Linked DNA regions of Homo sapiens: region 2 is linked to region 1. A link is an interaction called in ENCODE POLR2A ChIA-PET data of the cell type or tissue named here. Cell type or tissue: OCI-LY7. All regions are shown on one strand. Links, peaks and the distances in the headings refer to the core of each region. The heading gives the core; the rest is flanking DNA.

Evidence for each region. Peaks named below come from ENCODE experiments on the same cell type or tissue, not always from the same donor. Only the 100,000 strongest peaks of a DNase experiment are listed, where the experiment ranks them.
Region 2: POLR2A ChIA-PET joins it to region 1 with 5 read pairs; 2 of 35 experiments call an interaction of 5 or more read pairs at or near these places.

What each region holds. Positions count from the first base shown.
Region 1 is chr3:35,753,224-35,761,569 of GRCh38, forward strand. The region is part of intron 19 of ARPP21 (cAMP regulated phosphoprotein 21); the gene reads left to right. Among named protein-coding and RNA genes, the nearest start is that of MIR128-2, 13 kb to the left of the region's middle. In OCI-LY7, for the core only: no CTCF peak of the experiment used is centred there; no DNase peak of the experiment used is centred there.
Region 2 is chr3:35,890,944-35,899,289 of GRCh38, forward strand. No RefSeq gene overlaps it. Among named protein-coding and RNA genes, the nearest start is that of MIR128-2, 150 kb to the left of the region's middle. In OCI-LY7, for the core only: no CTCF peak of the experiment used is centred there; a DNase peak (open chromatin) is centred at 4,378.

The DNA of each region.
Region 1 (8,346 bases), core at 68-8,067:
AAATATAAATAAGAGCAAAACTGTGGTTAAATATTATGAAATAGAATAGAATGACAGCCTAACAAATCAATTCATGTCAACATATGAATATACACATTTTGTGTTTCAAAGTTCAAACACCCAAGGAATATGTCTCAGACCTTTTGGGAAATTTTCAAAGGTATAATATGTTTCAATTTTGGTACGCCTAGTGATTTGGGAATTTCAACAAATTTAAAATAAGAATACTTCCATGAAAGCTCATTTCAGTTGTTCGGATGGCAGAAAATAACCAGACTGTGAAAATGTATCCCTATCACCCTTTGCTCCTGGCAGCTCTTTCCTTCAATCATTTCAGTTTACTCTTGAATGAATAATAGTGGAATGGACTTAGTGGCATGGCTGGCAGGAAGATATGATTATCTGTGGAACATGTATATTTGAAAAGAGACCAAAGCCACAATTTCTTTTCTGATAGTTCTTCATAGAAATTCAATAAATAGTAACGTGTTTAGTTTTTTTGTTCCTTCTTTTAGAAGTAATGTTTCTGATATAATAGCGAGCTGTTAGTATTAACAGCTCCAAGTAAGAAATAAGGTTATTGCCTCTTTAATGTTGTTCTGAAACACATTTGGGATGGGGCAAAATGTACCTTAATGGAATTTACAAATTTATTTAACCAAAGCAGTTGAGTAAGGGTTGACAGTGAATTCAATATTTTTAGCTTGACTGATTAATGTAATTGTCAATGTAATTGAGAAGGTTTTTTTTTTTTTTTTTCAAATATCGCTTTTCTCATTCTTTGTGCTTCTGCTGTTCTTCACCTTGATTTTTTTGCTCCTTGGGGTTGGCTGGAGATGGGGAGAAGGAGCATCAGAGCTGAAGAAAGAATGTGGAATACTGGTATGACCAATAAGATGCATTAATTTATAAACAGTAGGATTTTTGTCTTTATACCTTAATTTGCCTTCTCTAAGAGTTGATGATTCTTTAAAAAGATGTATTTTCCTAATAAGTTACATACATTTTAATATTTAGAGTCCACTATTCTTTGTAATTTTTATTTGAGGAAATAGGTGTAACTAATAACACTAAGAGAAGCAATGCAAAAGTTGTTACACTTGACAGCTCTGAGGACATGATTTATACTTTGGGTGTCTGCATTATTATATTTCCAAAAGCAGAGGGGTGAGTTATTAAAGAGTGACACGAGGACTTAATTGTCTGATGTCTATTAACATCAGTGGGAGGAGTCACATGGATGAATCCTTGTGGAACATGCTGTTCTGAAAATATTAGTTTGAAAAAAGTTTCTATGGAAATGTTCATGTGTTTCTTTCATTAATTGGTCTAATTATTCCATTTACAAAAATGAGAATGAGAAGTATAACACTGGGATTAAGAGAAAAATTAACATTATTAAGAGAAATAATAAGAATCATGCTATTTTTAGACCTAAAAATCTTACACATTCCCAAAAACGGTATAGATGGCCAGGTTCTCTCTATCCCCTAGGAGGTTACAGTAAAAGGAATTTGTTCAGCACATTTGCAGTAATTGCTTTAGCACTTTGTATTTTATGTGATTTTTGGTGTTTAAATTTACATTTGTTATGCAGTTAAGAACTACTGGTATTATTAGAATTTTCTGTAAAGATGGAAAGTAAGACAAATTATAGCATTATCTGTTTTCTTTACTATACAAAAGAAAGTAGAAAGCAGTCGTTTGGCGAAAACAGAAAGAAAAAGGAGATTTGGATTAAAGATGGCAAGAAAAGAAAGGTGGCAAGTAAAGCATACACATATATGTTATTGAAAGCTCTAGCATTTCTTTGCAGTTTTTCTAGGAGACAAACTAAATAAAAAACAAAATAACCCTAAAAATTTCAAACTGCTTTTTCCAAGAATGTGATTTACCTGATTATTTAACTGAATGAAATCTTGACTCTCCCTTTTACTTTTCTCCTCCTTTTGTTTCTTGTTAATTTTTTGAGAGCAATTTCTGTTCTCAGTTGTCACCTACATCTATGAACTACCCTGTTTTTCAGTCCCACTTTTCTTCTGAAGCACATTTAAAACAAACAAACAAACAAAACTTTTTCATTGTCTCCACCACCTTCCCAAACCTAAGTCTGTTTTCTCATTGTATTTTCTATCTTTAACTCTTGACTGTACACAAGTTCCCTGCAACTCTCTTTATACTCTTTTTTTCTTTTTATATTAAATAAAATTTGCACTTCAAACTCAGGATGCTGCTCATGTTATGTTTTAGTTGTCTGCATTTTTCTCTTCATCAGTTCTTTTTCTTTCTATTCTGCACATGTCTCTCCATTATGAGATAGGACACTTCATTATTCCAGAGACAGTCTCAATCTAACAGCCAAATAATGAAGAAGAATTTCTGGGATTTTCTCCTTTTCTAGTAAAAGACCACAAAGAGTACCATGCTATTTCTTGTTCACCGTGGTATCCCTAGAGCCAATGTAAATTTGGCCCTCAGGATTTGTGACTTCACGTAGCAATTAGTTGTGACAAAAGAGTGAAGAGCATCTTAAGTAGTGTTATTTTTATCTTGCTTTCCAAATTCAGAGATGCAGTGGTACCCATGGGAAAACTGCAAGGCTTTTGGATGGTGTTTAAATTTTTCATTTCCAAGAACTACACATTTGGGTAAAAACTTTAGTGGTATTCCAATTTTGAATAGAAAGCAGTTTGCAAATTGCTGAACTTATAAGACACTATCTCAGAAGTAAGTACCCCTGAAAGACGCTGCTTTTTAAAACTCTTTCTTCATTCTACTGTCTTTAGACATGACTGCTTACTACAGGGACACAAACGCAAATTCAGCAAAACCAATCAGCATGGGCTCATTTTACTCATTACCTCCTAGTTTGTCTATTCCCCAGACCAACAGCATAAGATCACAGTTTTAATCACCCCCTCCAGCTCTGAAATACCAAGAGCGCTTCTGTCCAAATGAGTGGCACATAAATGTAATGGTTCCACAGCAACAATCACTGTAACCTAGGAAGGCTACAATACTGTCTGAAACTCATCGAATTAGTATAATTCTAAAAGAAACACTGTAACTTAGGCACTCTGTTTAGAGCTTATGCGAGTGACAGTCTTATGAGTGGGTTCACTAGTTGGTTCAGTAGTTATAGTATGATTCCATGGCTGAGGCATATTTGCACAAACGTTCTTTGGGAGAGTATGTTACCAACGTGCAGTAGCCTTCACATTTATGCTCCTGTCCAAAGCCACGAAACCACCACAGACCTTCCCCATGCTTTCATTTAGGTGCTATTCACAGTTGTCAGCCAATCCTTCCTGGTGGGTGATAGTTTTGATGGCTCTTCAGTGACTCCCACCAATCCCTAATCATGAGGAAGATGCTTAATCATGGGGAAGATGTCAGCCGACATCATGATTCCCACACTGTTTTTTACAGGTACCTAGAGACTTGTAATTCTCCCAGATGCTCTTACTGCTTTGGGGATTGTTTTGTTGTTGTTGTTGTTGTTGTAATAGGTCCAGCACAATTGCACCCTTTATAAGCCACTGTGTGTCATATTTGTTCTGAGAATAAAAAATAAATGGCAGAAAGAAGGTCCAGATTAAAACCAAAAGCACACCTTGCAGAATGCAGGATATTGCAGTAGAACACACATTTTGAGTATTGTAGGAATATGCAGTAAAATCTGTCAAGCTAGCTCCAAGTAGGTTTGCATTAATTTTTGTTTCCTAAGGAAAACAACTTATAAACAAATATCACTTTCATTACTCATTTATGCATGGGCAGTGTTAAGTAGCCAGTGGTGTGGTATTATGATACAGAGTTCAGAGGGTTTGAAGTGCCTTTTAGTGATTTTTTTTTTTTTTTTTGAGACAGGGTCTTTCTCTGTCACCCAGGCTAGAGTCCACTGGCATGAGAACTGCAGCCTTGAACTGCCGAGCTCAAATAAGCCTCCTACCTTAGCCTGAGTAGCTGGGATTACAAGCACCCGCCACCACATCTGGCTAATTAAAAAAAAAAAAAATTGTAAAGATACGGTCTTGTTATGTTGCCCAGGCTGGTCTCAAACTGCTGAGTTCAATTGATCCTTCCACCTTGGTCTGCCAGAATGCTGGGGTTACAGGAGTGAGCCACCACACCCAGACCCCTTCAATGAATCTTGATGAATAATTCAATTTTCCCAAGTTAAGACCTAGTAGGTCTACCTGCTAGAAAAGGCTCAGCTTTTGCTGACCTGGGCCTGTGGAATTGAGATGAGTCAAAGAGAACAATCCAATGACAAAAAAATAAATCCGAGAAAAAAGCTCCAGCCTAGCTGAAAATTGTAGCAAGAATCAGGAGAAAGAGAAGACAATCCAAGTGGTGGTTTTTGTTATGTTTGTTATGTTTTCTTTTATATGTAGAATATTTTATAAATTGTGAAAACAATGCAGTGCATAAAGAAGGCTTTTTGAAAAGACCTCAAAACTTTATGCTAACACAACAATGAATTTTTAGTTTTGACTCTTCTCTTTCTGCCTTTGAGCCTATGTATATATGCATGTTGTAGATTTAAACATGTATTGTGATCATAGAGTATCGCAATTTCTTATTTATTTGGTATTATATTTATTCAAAACTCATTATTTTACACTTGATTCTGATTTCTGTGAAAATTTTTTAAAGAAGTAAAACTGTATTTTCAGATTTCATGTGTTTTACATAAAAATTCAAAGCAATTCACAAAACAACTGGTAGAACTAATTAGTTAATTTAACATTGTTGCAGAATAGAGGGACAATATACAGGAATCAACTGTGTTTTTACATACTTGTGGAAAACAAATAGAAAATTTAAAAATTCTATTTATAATAGCAACACAATTTTAATAGTAATAATTAATCACAACATTCCTGACCTTGTGGCCCAGGGAGGATTAGATCATTGCCTCATTCATCTGAGAACCACTCCTTGAGCCCTAGACACAAAGCAGTGTCTTGTAGAGAAACAGCAATTACAACTTGAAATATTTCTCCATGCAGTCCTTGCTTTCCTGATTTCCTCATCAATAAAGAAGCATATACTTGGGGGGCGGGGGAACTAAAGCTTTCAAATCTCTCATGTATCTTCTTTAGCTTCTACATTCAACAAATATTTCACAATAAACTTTGGTTTTGCTGCTTCTCTCCCCAAACAAGGACAATGCCATAGAAGTTTCTGAGTATTTTTCCACCTTCTGTCAAGGGCTTTTGTCTTTTTAATTTCCCATTGTTAAAAATGACACAATTCAAGGAGCTCACACTCTTTGAGTTGGAGTCTACCTCAAGTGCCTCTCTGAATATGCTACACAAAGGAGACGGTTTCCTTAGCAACAGGAATGTGATGAGAAAAAAAAAAACATGGAAATATTTGCTCCCTAACTCCTTCCCCAGCACCCTTCAGCCCTGCTGTTTGCCAGGCACAGAAACTACGCTTTTGACAAGAATTCAAGCTCCTGATTAGTTTAACCATTGTCTATAAGTCCCTCTACAAACCACTTGCTCTATTTTTTTCATTAATGAAACCAGTTCAGCTGTGGAATGGTCATTTTCTCATTAGTGCCTTTAGCTGTTCTTTTCTATATATTTAAGTAAAGCAGAGAAAGGGAAATTGGGTTTTAAAAAGTGTGTGTGTGTGCATGCTTATGTGTGTGTGGGTGGTGGGTGGATATATGAATGTGATTGTCCAGATAAGTGGATTTTAAGTAACTGATAGCATTTATTTTTACATTTATTTCCAGTCTCTGAAATTTGCATGTAAGATATATTTTAAACTCTGGCAGGAGGCAATGACATGTTTAGTGACCTCTATGAAAAGTAATGTATTAATTTGGCAGTACTTATGACACACTTATTAAGTGTGCTTCTGAATAAACCCCCATGAGGTTAATGTGGTTTTCTCTGTATATTAAAAATTGGCAAGACAAACGTAGGTATATGAACTTACAGATAGAAGACTCTAACTGAGGTCTAAATCCAGGGACATCATTCAGCAATATGGAGATCAATAGATGTGATTTTCAGTCCTAAATGCTCGCTATGCCTAGGAAACCAATAAACCCACATCATTTGGGGTCCAAAGCACAACCTTTTCCCAATACAGTTTGTCCCTCTTTCCTGTATCTTTTACTTACTCAGAGCAATGACATAATATGCATATACCGTTGTTGTTCATTTCTAAATTATTTTACTGCTGAGCTTATCAGCTATTGAAGAATGTTTGGTGTGTTGTAGACTTTCTCTTTTTTTCAGGTAATTGAACAGGTAATTGAGCCACCTGTTCAGCTTGGAACTTTAGGAATCTATGAGTTTGCCAATATATTTACTGTATCTTATTCAGGAAGAAGTCTTCCGCATAAGTAGAAAAAACAAAAGAATTAGTATCTGCCATTTTTTTCTTTCATTTTTTTATTTTCATTTTTTTCCTTTCATTTTCTCTCTCTGTGTGTGTGTGTGTGTGTGTGTGTGTGTGTATGACTTAAACAACTGAAATTTATTTTCCCACAGTTGTGGAGGCTAAAAGATCATAATTAAAGCATTGGCAGATTTGATTTCTTCCGAAGCGTTTCTCATTGATTTGCCAATGTCTGCCCATTCTTTTTAAACTGAAGAATTAAAGAAAAATATTAAGTGTGGAAAACCAATGTGCTATGCCAAAGTGTTCTTATAATATGGCCAACAAACACTAACACTTTGGATTGTTTTACCACCAGCTAGCATTAACCAAAATAGAAACAGTGATCCTGTGTTCTTCCCATGTCGAGCCACTCGGTTGTTGTAAGAATTGCAGTATACCTTCAGGAACTAGAAGGCATATATTAAGCATCACATTGTATCTTCATGTGTATTTATAAATGGATCTTAAAACCCTAAAAATGACATGCCAGGGTTTATTCAAGAGGCTGTAAAAACACTAAAAAGACATCCAAAAGCTTTCCTTTCTCCCCCTTGTTGTCGTTGTTGGTTTGTAGCGACAGTATCTGACTGTAAATTATGTGACTCAGTAATGCCAGCTCTCAGGATCCCAGGGAGCTGTCTTCCTGTCTCTGCTCACACTGGTGGCCCTCAGGGTTGGTGGCATTGTCTTGAAGACTGGATACTTGAATTCTGTCCATTTGCCTGCTGGTGACAGCCAGCACTTGTACGATGACAACTGCCATCTGGCTCTTTCTGCTAGATTTGTAGCAGAAGCCTCAGTTGAGTTTGGGGGATGCGAGATTCTCCAGGGAAGGAAGAACCTCTTTGAAATCACCACAGATGGCTTTATTTGGGGAAGATAACAGGCACAGAAGTAGAAGGAGGAGGTAAAAAAAAAAAATCCGCTGGGAGTTTGATGTCTGCTCCTCTTAAAAGAACTTAAGATGAACTTCATTGATTGATCAGGACTGTAGTATGTGCATGGAAGAATTTGGAGGCATTGTGAAACCAAACTGAAACTTTAAAGATTTTGAAATTAAGCAGCCCATCATGGCACTGTGGATATTAGACTTTCCTAAGGAAATGTGTGAATGTGATGTAAATTTGCCATGGGAAAAAGTGCATTTTCATGGTTCCTAAATCATTGTTTCTTGAGAGATGTCCCACCCACATTAGGATTGGCAGGGTGGTGAATGGGCTTATAAAAAAAATGCAGATAAATGGATCTTCCTGAATTTCTGAGGGCTGGGCACCACCTTCCCCAAAAGACTACTCAGTTTTTGTGGGAAGAGTGCATTTCTCTAGTCTCTTTCAAAAGCACTTTTTTTCCCTGACTGTAACAGATTCTAATGCTCAGGCAGATCCGCTTTTCTAAAATGCATTCTCAAGCAATTAATATGCCATTAATATTTAAGAACCACTGCCCTAAAGCTAATCTACTTTGAGAATTCTTCTGAGTTTTATTTTCTTCTCTATGTTCAAAGGAATACAAGTTGGCAAGTATACCACTGAGTTCAAATCGAGGGCAAATTTTCTTCCACGTTTTCAAAGGCATCTAGGTTGTCAGGAACACTGTCTAATACAGCAAATGTTTGCTTTCTCTATATTTAGAGATGCATTTGGAGATGATTAAAACTATAAGGTGGGTGGGTAGGCAACGTTTAGATGTAGGTAAGGTACGTGAAAAATTTGACATCTGGCTAGCAGTTTTTGGCTACTTTTAACACAAATCTATTCATAAGACCTCTGTGTCTTCAAAAGAGCTTCTTCTTTATACAGTAACCCCACACACATGAAGACAGGGCTGTTTATTTGGGAACAGCCCTCCTGCACCACCTCTGCCTTGTACCTTAGTGTCTATGGAGGTGACCTGTTGCCACTGTCAGCAAAGTTTGTGCTTTACTCTGTTGCTAAAAAA
Region 2 (8,346 bases), core at 34-8,033, 140 kb after region 1:
AGGTGGTATGACATAGTAGTTAGGGGTGGTAATATCAGATTGCCTGGTCGCTAATCTCGTCTACTACCTTCTTAGATATATGATTTACTTAACCTTGTTATGTTTTTTTAATCTGTAAAATAAATGCATAATAGGAAGTTAATTGTGAGAACAGTACCCCTTGGGAAGAGATTCCTTTAGTTTAATATAGTCCTAAGAAATGCATCAGTGAGGGGAGCACCAGAATTCTTGAAAAATTCTTTAGTGAAGATCAGAGAGGACAGTGGAAGACGAATTATGGAACTGGATTTCATGATTTCAGTGTAAAATAGGATTCTGGAATGACAGATTTCATGTGACAGTGCTTAATCTTTGGAGTCAGTTATATATTTACTGTATATAACCATAGAATTATAGGAGTGGCCAGAGTGTTTTAACCCACATGAATCTGTGTCAGTGACTTTTTAATTAATGTTTCCTAGAAACAATATAGATGAGCAATATCTACTCATTGCTTCATCTATATAACCAAAAAACAAAACTCTCAGTCTGGTGTGCACAGTCTTGACCCAGGTCAGTATACAGGAAATTGAAGGTCTTTTCTGAGTTCACAGACCTAAGTCAGTCCCCTTAGAGATCCTTGATGGAGGGAGAATTGGTACTTTTGTGAGAAGACTGTGCTGCGAAGCCACGCATGTATACTATAAAACTTCCTTTAGACCTTTCCACAGAAAAACCTGCTGCTAAAAACTAGGTGAGTGTGCCCTGGGGAAAGAAATATCTAGCGTCTCTGTGGGCCATTAATATAGATTCTGAATGTAAGAGAGACTCAAAAAGCTGCTGTGGTTCACAGGTCAGAGTAGGGCTTATGAAAGGCAGGTGATAAATATAGTCTTTGCTTAAATCTATTTCACTGTGAGTCTAGCAGATCCAAAGACCCAAATTGAATTTATTTCACAGTAACCAGCATCTGGTGGATTCCTTACATAGACTCCAGTGGAATAAGGGCTTTTATAGTAGAAATAGTTATGAAAACATTTGGAAGCCCACCCTTCCCAATAAAAACAATAAATATCACATACATGGCAGGGAGTGCATAAATTTTTGTCCTCATCACAAAGTTGAAAGGTTTAAAAGTGATGATTTCTATCATATTCTTACTTGTCTGTTTGGTCCATGCAAAGCTAAATGAGTTTGGAAAACTATTGTGAATGATTAGTAAACCTAATGAGGTTAAATGCATCTCCCATTTCAAATGTGGTATATTTAAACAAATTAACAAAACTTCTGTCACCTGGTTTGCAGCTATTGACATGGTAAATGATGTTTTCTGAAATCTGATCTGAAAGTACAATTAGAAATTTATCACCTTGGCAGGGCATGGTGACTCACGCCTGTAATCCCAGCACTTTGGGAGGCCGAGGCGGGCAGATCACTTGAGGTCAGGAGTTTGAGACCAGCCTGGCCAAGATGGTGGAAACCCCATCTCTACTGAAAAAAAAAAAAAAAGATTGGCAGGGTGGTGCATGCCTGTAGTCCCAGTTACTTCGGAGGCTGAGGTGGGAGAATCATTTGAACCCGGGAGGCAGAGGTTGCAGTGAGCTGAGATCACCCCACTGCATGCCAGCCTGAGCGACAGAGAGATATACTGTCTTAAAAAAAAAAAAAATTCCCACCTTTACCTCTGGAGGATAGCATTTACACCTTCACTTTCCTAATGTCATGGTTATATTAAACTAGCTTGATCTCTGGGGAAATATAGTCCAGAGGATCATAATCACCTTGAGTCTCAGAGAATGTCCCGTTGGCCTATTACATTGATAGCATCAAACAAATTAAACCTCGGAGAGCAGAAAGCAGCAAGGAGCAGATACATACAGGTGTGGTGCCATAGCTATTGGCCACCTAAAGTTTCACTGAAAAATCACGGGCATGAGACAGATTGATTAATAGGAGAGAAGGCATACATATGTATTTAATATGTATACATTGGAGCCTTCAGAATAAAGATCCAACTTTCCAATGAGTTACAGAAACTTATATACCATTTTGAGGTTACGGAAAGAATGGAGGCGTCAGTCCTGGTAAAACAGGTTATGGTATTGAGGAGAAGAGGAATTCTATCGAGGGACAATAACTGATTGTGAGGGAAAATGACTGGCATTGAGATGAACTAATTTGTAAAGAGTTGTCTTTAGAATTTAAATGATCCTTGGAGACAGTCTTTGTACTAGTAAAAAGGTCTGCTCAGGTGAGGTCACATCTTGGTCTGCTTTAATGAAGTAAGTATTAAAGTATTATCTGCAGAGGATAATGAGATAACATGGAAGGAAAGAAAGAACAATTATTCTTGGTGGGTCTGGATCTTAAGCTGATAAAGGAACTTCAGCTTCTTTGGAAGAGATATTTGTGAGGGTAAGGTCAGAGAGACCTTGAGGCTTCCTTAATTCAGTATGTCAAAAGGACATATTTGAGAGTATCAGTTTCTGAGCCCAAACACAGGAAAATGGTTACTCTGAAGGTAAACTGGGGAAAGAATACAGTGGGCCAGACTGGCACAGAGTTTGGGGTGAGGCATTTCAATGTATGTATTTTTATGTTCTTTTGATTTTTGAACTGAAATTTATAATCAATTCAATACATAATCAGTTCTTTGTATCTACGGATTCTGCATTCAAGAATTCAACCAACCACAGATCAAGCATATTGAAGAAATAGTAAAAAAAAAAAAAAAAAAAAAATACAGCAGTTAAAAATAATACAAATTAAAAACATAGTATAGCAACTATTTTTACAGCATTTACATTGTATAGCTATTATAAATAACCTAGAAATGATTTAAATTAAATGGGAGGATATGCGTAGGTTATATGCAAATACTAAGCGATTTTATATAAAGGACTTGAGCATCCACACATTTTGGTATTCAAGGGGTCTTGAAATCTATCTCCCATAGATACTGAGGGATGATTGTAAAATATAAAGTATTAAACAAAGTAAAAATTTAACAGCAACCCTGGTTAAATCCAACTTTCTACCTGCTCCACACTTATACCTGTGCAGCAGAATGATGCTGGGGAAAACACAAAACCTGCTGACTGATCTAACTTTAAATTAATTACCATCAATCCCAAGTAGGCCTTAATGCTGCCTGGCAACCATACTCAATTCCCCCAGCTTATTCATTTTCTTACTATCTGAGGGTACTATTTCATATTTTTCTGTCTCTTACAACATCTCACCTTTTACTCTCAGTTGAAGATCTTGCTTCCTAATTCACGTAAAAATGGATCAATTACAAAGTATATCTTGCGATTCATATAGATCAATTATATATCTAACAACACCTGCATCTGTGTACTCTGCCTTTCCTCATGTCACAACAGATCAACTATTTGCCTTCATTTCTAAAAGCATTTTCTCCCATCCCCTCTTGTTTACACAAGGACAGTGAAACCACCTTTGCAAAGATCATGGCAGCAAGGGAAGTCTAGCATGGCTGACTCCATTCTGCCTCTCGCCTCATCACGCTGGCTGTCCTTGCTCATTTCTTGGCATAGGCCAAGCTAACTAAGGGAGAAATTTGGTTTAAAGTTTCACTTTGAAGCAGGGATGAAATAGTCTCTCCCTAAAACTAACCCCCTCCTTGCTCAGGGATAGAAGCCACCTCAGGGACTGAAGCCACTTAATGAAAGGCCATGAAATTAAGATTATGGGACCTGAGTTCTTCAAAAATGTAGCTATAATTTCTATAATTCCTTACTACTCAGGAGTCATATGGCTAGAGGTCAGAAGGTTTGGGACTTCCTTAATTCTCCTACAGATAACATCGTTATAACAATAGTGACGTTATCTGTAGGAGCAATTGAGGAAGAACCTGAAATGGGTCTTTTGAGGTGTTTTTAGACTTTTGCATCTGACAACCAGCTAACCCCACCTCGACCCGTGACTCATGAACACATGACTCAACTGGACATGTGGCTCCACCCAAGTGTGGACTCAGCACAAGCAGACCCTTTTCCACACCCTTATGATTTCATCCCCAATCAATCAGCAGTACCCATTCCCTAGCCGCCTACCCATCAAATATCCATAAAAATCCTAGCCTCTGAGTTGGCATGGAGGCTGATTTGAGTAATAATAAAATCCTGTCCTTCCACTTTGCCAGACTTGTACTAATTAAAACTCTTTCCATACTACAATAATGCTATCTCAGTGGGTTTATCTGTGCAACAGGCAAGAAGAACCCACTTTGGGTGATTACAACAGCACTCTGCAATATTCCCCTTTTAAAAATATTATCAGTTTCCCCCTTGTAAGACAAGTAGCTGTGCGGCAGTCAAGAGTAGGCTGAGGTAAACATCTGGTGCAGCATGACACAGTGGGATTGGAGCGCAAGCACACAATCCCGTGCATTATATAATCACAGTTGTGTAACCATGTTATGGGTAGGCTCATCACCTGGCTCTGAGCCACTATTGTCTGTGAAGTACATAAATGTATCCCTGACACTGTTAGAGTGAGTACATAATAAAGGCATATCCCACCTGCCTATGGCCCCACCGAGTGTTCTTTCAACGACCAGCCACCCATCCACCAATTCCCCTTGGGCCCCAGCTAAGAGCCTGACACCCCTTCAATGAGATTATTCATATTGGCATATGAATGTGCTACTATTTCTTTTATAATAAAAATCTATCTTGAACACATTTTCCTCTCAAACTACTCCCTTTCTCATCAAAATACTACTGCTGATTATAAGTGATTGTATCTAATTTATCTCTTTACGTTGTGTCTTTATATACACACTAATCAGTGATTTTCCCCAATAGTCCATTGAAATAATTTTAAAAACTTCATATTACTAAATCCAGTATTCAAATGTCAGTCTTTAGATATTTTACTTAAGAGAAGCACTTTACAAGGTTGATCCCTCCTATCCTCCTGCTAGCAATAAAATCATGACTTGGACTCCAATTTAGGTTTTCTTTCTACTCCATTAGCTGCTACTTCTCAGTCCTCTTTGTTATTTTTGCCCTCCTTTTCCTGATCTCTGCAGGATAGTATCCTAGGGTTTTTCAAAGCTAAATCAAAGTCACAGATACTTATGTTCCTTAAATAACCAGCAAGTGACCTCCTTCTCAGTATCACCTTCAAGACCCTTGTCATCCTCCAGAAACAAATCTACTCTTGCCCAAAGAGTTTGCTGTGTCCTACCAGAGACCCTCTGTATAGATTTGAGTTGTATGGCAGCCCAGAACACTCATCATGCTCCTCTGTCCACATCACAGAAAAGATATCCCCTTAAGATGTAGGAATGTGGGAGAGTAATCCAGAAGCAGCATCCACGCACCTGTAGCTGATGGGCTGGTGAGTAGTAACGTATCTCTCCACACCCCTTCCAGACACTTAAATAACTTGAGAGTCTTATTTTTGTAATCCCAAAAGACCAATGTCAGCCAAAGTTTAGGGCAGAGTGACAAAAGATGAATGGCTAGACTAGGGGTACACTTTAAAGTTACCCTTAGCTAGGATACCCACCTCCCATTCTCAAGCAAGAACACATCAATGTTAAGTAATATTTCTTCATAGTGAAATTATATTATTCTCACACTCAGGGGTTTCTTAGTAGGGAATCCCTAGTAAAAATTTATTATTTTTCTCATTTTTCATTTTTGCCTTCATTAGTTTCCTGTAGTGTTTCTTCTTGTACCTCTTTGTGCTTTATTAAAGCTCAGCTGTGAAAATTATCTTACACTAAAGAATATAAATAAACATTTATTTAGCAAGATGAGGAAATTAGGGAGATACAGTAAAGACAATGGAGCTCATTAAACAAGCACCAGTGTTACTAATGCTCTCTCACTCATTACTCATTCATTTCACTGATTGCTTTAACAGAATAGGAGGCATCATTTCTCACCTAGATAATCCAGTCATTCTCTGTGGATGTCAGAGAAGACAAGTCCATGAGCCCTAGTTCCTGGGAGTGAGGGTGTGAATCATTAACACTTTATGTACTTGTGTATTATTTCTCTCCCTCTCACTCTCTCTCTTTCTTCCTCTATAAAGGAAGCAGAAGGAGGTTATAAGAGAAATATGAGTTTAAGAGTTCATCTCTAATGGGAGTTTTATACTCAGCATTTGGTGGAAACAAGTTCAGGGGATCCAGAAATCAACATTTACTCTTTATATTGCACAGTAGTTTATTTCTCCTATAAACGTGTGTTTACAAACTCAGCTCAACACTGATTCTACCACTGGAACTGCAAGAGGCCTCCTTTAATCCAAATAACAGAAAGTATCTGTGACATATTTATTCACAAGTGTTGTTAAAGTTCTTGCAATAGGAGATACGTAGAAACTAATTTTTAGATTCCACATCAGTTAAGAGAATCTTCAAGCCTCTTCTCTTTACACATAGGAGCAGATTGAAAGAAATTATTATCTATATCTACATAAATGAATGGAAATGTGTCAGTTACAGCATCTCATGAAAGTTGCTGGAGGGATTTTTGGCAAACTTGGAGGGGCTGTTTGAAGTGGACCTACTTAAAAATATAGGCTATGTGGCATAAATAGAATTCACTTTGGTTTGACTTGTAAGATGAGGACTGGCACATCACAGAACTGGGCCTTCACCGTCTAGAGTACCTGGTTTGCAATGGAGCTGTTCCTCAAGAGAATGGCAAACAACAGGTGCTCTGAGGTGAGTATAATCAGTAATTATTTAAAGAAGGCTAGTGATTCCCCTGATAATAATGCTGGTTAATAGATCTAGTAATGCCGTAATCACTAACATTCTCTAAACTCTCACTATGTGTCAGGAACAATTCTAAGACTTGTGCTATGTCATCAAATCTTCAAAATAATTCCACATGTAAGGTATTTTTATTAACCCCTTCTCACCTCCCCCCATTTTACAAATGAGAAAAAAACTAGACAAAGTAAATGCTCATAAAGCCAGTAGGCAGCAGTGTTAGGAGTAAAGCACATCTGCTTATTTGAAAGCTATTGTACTTGATGGCTACCTTCTAAGACATTAAAAATCAGTAACACAAATAAATCAAACACAGAAATACAAATACTGCATTATCTCACTTATACGTGGAATCTCAAGAAGTCAAACATAAAAACAGAATAGAAGGTGTTTGTTAGGGGCTGAGGTTATGGGGGAAATGGTAGGACTTTGGTCGAAGAGTATAAACTTTCAATTATAAGAGGATTAAGCTCTGAGGATCAAATGTACAGCATGGTAACTATAGTTAATAATAACCTATTACATACTTGAAATTTGCGAAGAGGGTGGATCTTAAGAATTCTCACCCCCGCCCCCCACACACACACACACATACACATATTGCTAACTTTATGAGCTGATGGATGTGTTAATTAGCCTGATTTGTAATTACTCTATAACACATATGTACATCAAAATAACACATTATACACCTTAAACACGTACATTTTGTGTTGTATATGTTTTATTGTCAATTATAACTCAATAAAGCTGGAAAAAAATTAGTAACACAATCTTCACCAATACATCCCTGGTAAAAGGAGATGATATAAAAGTCAGCAAAGTCATCAGCGAATTGACAACAGAAGAAGCCAAGCGGTTTGTAATTTAAGTTAGAAGGTTGGAAACCAGAGATTAGAGGAAACCCACCATGGAGCAATACAAGCCATGGTATAGGTAAGGACCAGAGAGAACTCCTCAACTTTCTCTGTGCTTTAGACATACAAAAAAATGCAATGGAAAGGCAGCTTGAATCAGAACAAGAAACTGGTACCTCTTTGGTACCAGTCTTTTCTTATTGTGATAAAATTGACAATTTTATCAATTGTCAAATGTGGAGTGATAACTAGCCCTTCTCGGAAATGACTACATGGAGACGTCAAAAGAAAAATCTCAGCTAGATAGCCATATGCCCAGGTAGAACTCTGGTACTCTACTACAGAAATATGGGCAGTCAGCACCCAGAGGTTTTACAAGTCACCCCTGCTCTCATTTAACCCAAATGAAGAATTACTTTAATCAACTGATCTTAGAGGTACAAGGACTGGATTCTTCAATTGGTTGGTTAGGAAAAAGCATAAGTGGGCTTTATTTTATTTGCTAATAATAAAACAAATACACATTTATCCTGGAAATTTTTGAATGTGCCGAACTGTATAAAGAAATATAAATTACCCATACGGCCACCCTTCAGAGGTAATCAATGTCAGCTGACACAATGTTTTCAGACCCTCTATCTACTGCTAACTTCGGATCACAGATGACCTACTAAAGACTGAGATGTTCTAAAGGAAACTGATTTATAATTAACAAAGCCTGTATAACTTGTGCTGAAAGTCTATGAGGAG